2 separate regions of the Homo sapiens genome follow, and region 1 is linked to region 2. A link is an interaction called in ENCODE POLR2A ChIA-PET data of the cell type or tissue named here. Cell type or tissue: OCI-LY7. All regions are shown on one strand.

What was found. ChIA-PET counts read pairs that join two places held together with the same protein. Peaks named below come from ENCODE experiments on the same cell type or tissue, not always from the same donor. Only the 100,000 strongest peaks of a DNase experiment are listed, where the experiment ranks them.
Region 1: POLR2A ChIA-PET joins it to region 2 with 7 read pairs; 3 of 35 experiments call an interaction of 5 or more read pairs at or near these places.

What each region holds. Positions count from the first base shown.
Region 1 is chr11:78,097,500-78,099,999 of GRCh38, reverse strand. No RefSeq gene overlaps it. Among named protein-coding and RNA genes, the nearest start is that of NDUFC2-KCTD14, 19 kb to the right of the region's middle. In OCI-LY7, no CTCF peak of the experiment used is centred here; no DNase peak of the experiment used is centred here.
Region 2 is chr11:78,201,349-78,203,848 of GRCh38, reverse strand. The region is part of intron 6 of USP35 (ubiquitin specific peptidase 35); the gene reads right to left. Among named protein-coding and RNA genes, the nearest start is that of USP35, 14 kb to the right of the region's middle. In OCI-LY7, no CTCF peak of the experiment used is centred here; a DNase peak (open chromatin) is centred at 958; H3K4me3 peaks cover 748 bases; H3K27ac peaks cover 736 bases.

The DNA of each region.
Region 1 (2,500 bases), 100 kb after region 2:
CCAGTTATTCCATCTCTTCCGTCTACTCCATTTTCTAAGACTTCTTTTTGGTCTGTTATTGCAGAGACAAAGATGGGGATCTTGCCAAAGGGGGAGGGAAGCGTAGCGCCTCTAACCTGTTTTCCTGCCCACAGACTCTCCTCCACCCTGTGTTCCAGCTGGCCTAACAACTTCAAACTCCCCGTGTGCCATGCTGTCTTGTACCTCTGTTCCCTTTCATTCATGCTGCTTCCTCTCCTCTCTGCTGACTTCTACCCTGTCATCTGATTATATGAACCTCTTCAAGATTCAGCTTAACTGCTACCATGTCTGTCAATATAAAGGCAGAATGGTGTAGTGATTAAGAGTAGGGCCTTAAAGTCGTATGTCCTGGTTGTAAATCTTGCCTCCATCATTTTTTTTAAAATCTGTAGGCAGGTTATTTAACCATCTTTTATCTGAATGTTCTCATCTCTAAAATGATTACATAAAAGATTAAGAACACTGCCTGATGCATTTTAAGTGCTCGGTCAATAGCATTGCTATTTATGTGAATCTTTTCCTATCCCTCTACCTTCCCTCCTCCTGCAGAATTGAGTTGCTCCCACTGTGCCAGGAGTCTGCTGATACCATTAACTGCTGTAATACTGTGTTATGCTTGTTTACCTCTTTTCCCCAGGAGACTAGCAGTTTGAGACCACACTTGTCTTCATAGCCCCAGTTTTTAGCACAGTTGAATGAATGAATGAAGCACACCAAACCAGCCATGATTAAAACCTAAATATTTTACTAGTACAAGCATTAACACAAAGGACCAGTATAGTTCCTCACGTCTTTGCTGTTGTCCAAGCCAAAAAAAAAAAAAAGTAGAAGATGAATTTGGATGGATTTCAACCTGACCAAATTTACTTTTTTGGTTGTTATTATGAAAGTGATGTGATGTCAGAACGGGAAGAGCTCATCTAGTGTAGGGATTTCCAGAATGTTCTGTAGAGCACTGGAGGTTCTTCAGTGTTGCCTCAGAGGCCCTGGGCTCTGTCCATAGTAAATAGCTTTGATCTGTTTCATATATTCACATGGCTTCATATACATTTTCATTTGACTTCAAAGTCCAAATATAGCCTTAAAGCAGTTCAGCTGAGCACAGTGACCCACACTTGTAATCCCAGCACTTTGGGAGCCTGAGGCAGACAGATCACTTGAGCCCAGGAGTTCAAGACCAGCCTGGGCAACATAGTGAGACCCTTTGTCTACAAAAAATCAAAAAATTAGCCAAGCCTGGTGACATGCGCTGTAGTCCCAGCTACTCAAGAGACTGAGGTGGGAGGATCACTTGAATCCTGGAAGTCGAGGCTAAGTGAGCTGTGTTCACACCACTGTATTCCAGACTGGGGAAGTAAGCAAGACCCTGTCTCAAAAAAAAAAAAAAAAAAAAAAAAAAGTCAATGTCTTATATTACCGGGAGGGAAATGGCTCCAGACTCTGAAGAATACCTTGTTGGTGCCAACACAGACTAGAATCTAGACTTTTTGTCTAGAGCCCAAGATTCTTTTATTCTTTTCCAAACACTATACTTTGTAATCATGTTTTAAAACTTTACAGAGATATGGGTGGTTTTCAACAACAAATTCCTAAATTTCAGTCAATAAATGAAGTGCTGGTGGCGTGTGGTGGCTCATAGCGCTTTGGGACACCGAGGCAGGAGGATCACTGGAGTCCAGGAGTTCAAGACCAGCCTGGGCAACATAGTGAGACCTGTCTCTACAAAAATAAAAATTAGCCAGGCGTGATGGCCCGTGCCTGTAATCTCAGCTACTCAGGAAGCTGAAGTGGGAGAATCACTTGAGCCCAGGCATTTGAGGCTGCAGTGAGCCATGATCCTGCCAATGCACTCCAGCCTGGGTGACACAGCAAGACCCCATCTTAAAAAAAAAAGAAATGCTGTTTCAAAATATTTTGAAATTGGGAATTAAGCAAAGTTTAAGAACAAGATAGTATTATCAAAATGTAAACAAATAAGATACATAACTCATTTCTTACCTACTAATTAATGTATATGCAATGTGCCACAATTTAAGAAGATAAAAGAATAAGTGGTGGGACTTCGTGTTCTTGGTCACTGTATCTTTCCCCAGGTGGAGGCATAGAGCCAGAACTGGGCGGGAACTACTAGGAAGATGTGCTGTCTTTCTAGCCCAACTCTGGTATAGTGTTTCTTGTTAAGTGTTTTAGACTTGTATAGTGTTATAGACTTCCACCCTGAAACTTTGTGAAGGAAGCACTCAGTATCAGAAATGCCCCCTAGGTATAGCCCATGCAGCTTCTGTTTGCAGTTAATAGGAAAGAAAACATGCCAATAAAATAATGACCTTTGAAAAATATGTATTTTTGATTAAAATGTCAATTTTATGCACATATTTTGATTTTAATTGCATCATGAGTCATCTGTTAAAAAGAGTTTGAACGTTTGTTTTTAGATATATTTCTCTTTAAGATTTTGATGAAATTACACTTATAGCAT
Region 2 (2,500 bases):
CCCAATACTTTGGGAAGTCGAGATGGCTGGATCACAAGATCAGAAGATCGAGACCATCCTGGCTAACACAGTGAAACCCCATCTCTACTAAAAATACGAAAAATTAGCCAGGCGTGGTGGCAGGCGCCTGTAGTCCCAGCTACTCAGGAGGCTGAGGCAAGAGAATGGCGTGAACCTGGGAGGCAGAGCTTGCAATGAGCCGAGATCACGCCACTGCACTCCAGCCTGGGCAACAGAGCAAGACTCTGTCTCAAAAAAAAAAAAATGTAATATTAAAACATGTAAACATGTTTATAATTACGACATACATACTTGAGTCTTTGAGATAAAGTGAGGTTGTAGACAAACTCAGAGCTCATGTCAGGCTACTTTGGGTGAGTTCCCCTCTCTGACGTCAAGTACTTGGGTGGAAACGTTCGAGAAGCCCAGATCTAGCCGAGTGGTGCAACCTAGTTTTCAAGGCACTGCTCTGCTGATTTTTCTGATCTCCCTTCCCCCTCACACATTACCACCAAACTAACCTCACATGTTCCCACTTCCATGCCTCCCCTCCGATGCATCCAGAGTGTCCTTTTTCAGTCCCCGTACAGTAAGATCAAACTCCTGTATCCCTTCTCTATGAAGCTTTCCAGGATCTTCTCAAGGCGCGGGGTTGAGAAGGCGGGGTCCTTGAGAAGGACTGTATCTGTATCATCTTATAAAGCCTAACTCCCTGCCCCTACTGGTACAGGTATGTGCAGACTCCCCTCATCCCCTGATCAGACAATCCATGGGCCCCTACTGTGCAAAGCCTGCATCTCACTCATCATGGGTTTTCCTCAGTGCCCGGGGCAGGGTCCCTCCTCTCTGCCTGCACCTTCATTACAGCATTCTCCTACAGTCCTGCTCAAACAATAACCCACTCATTTGCTCACAGACATCTACTAGGCACAAAGATCAAAAGGACAGGGTTCCTGCCCACAGAAGCTCACTGTTTCCTGTCTAGCAGGAAACAGACAGACCCAGCCACAGAATCTCCAAGCTTTCCTCCTACCTCCCTTTCGATGTAGAAACCCTTGGGCAACACACCTGACACAGGGAAGTCCTCCTCATCCACCTCCACTGTCGGGGGCTCATGACCTATCATGGCAGCCCCTTCCATTGTAAGGCAGCTTTGATTATCAAAAAGTTCTTTCTCGTGTTAAGTTTGAAAAACTGAGAAGATCCAAGTAAATAACGGAAGTTTTGTTTGTTGTATCTACCAACTGTCATTCATGCAGGATTGTTCCTTTGTGTGTTTTATAATTTTGGGACTATAAACTCATTTTCAGTAGAACTTTACCTTTATGGCCTGATTTATGTCTTTCTACCAGGTTACCCTTGGGTACTACAAGTTTATGACTATTTTTAATGTGGGGAAGGGCCACAACCCCCAAAATGATATGAATTTGAACCCCTAAATCCACATGAGAGCAGGCCACTGATTACATTTTTTTCCCCAATCCAGAGCCCAGACGAAGCCAGAAAAGTTTCCCTGATGTCTATTTAAAACCATGTGCATATTTTTTCCTAGACCATTCTTTTGCTAATGGTACAACCTTTCTTGGGTCCTGGCTTTTAGTCGGCTTCTTAGTGCTAACTCCCTGCTGGGGATAGGCCCAAAGTCTGACCTCCTGTCCCTACCAACTCAAGTCCCTTTGTGACTGAGATTGGCCATCTCAGCCACGCACTTGCCTCACTCCAGAGGAAAAAGAACATTGTTTCTCACCTACCACTCTGGAATTCAGTTATCTCTTCCTTTTTGGCCCCTGGGGACTCCCCCTTACTTTCTTGCAAGCTTAGCTATGTACTTAAAGTGATGTTTGTTATATTTTAACAAGCATTTCTAGCTGTTTTGTAGCAGGACACTTTTCAGGTTATCTCGTCTGCTGTGCTGCAGATGTAAAAGTCAGATCAAAGGTTCTGCAAGGGCCACCTACCTAGACCCCTTCACCCCACCCAACCTGCCTTCTCTATCAGGCAATGGGGAAGGCTCTGCCATCCAGACTCCAGCTACATGTCTCACTACCTCTGTGACTTTGCACAAGTCACCAAACTTCTCCAAGTCTCCTTTTCCTCATCTATGAGATTGAAATGAACCGTATCATCTTTGTAGGTTTCTTGTGAGCATCAGAAGACAAAACATACAGGAAAATAATCTCAAGTGTAGCAGTAGCCACAGATGTTAGTCACTGTCAGATCCTAGCAACCCGTCAAGCCCAGCTTGATGAGGCCTCTAAGAAACTCTTTCTTCTTAGAGGCCTCATCTGTCCTCTCTAACTGGAGAAGATCTTTCCTTCCTCTGGTTTCTCACTGCTCTCAAGCCAAACCTTGTAGACATTTTCAAAAGCTGCTCCGACCAGAGTTTCTCGTATCCAAGTCTGTCACCCTCACCAGGCTGCGATCCTCTCAATGGAGGAGACTCCGTTTGCTTCATGCCCATGCCCCCAGTTCCCAGCCTGGGCTTGGTGCAGAGCAGGAC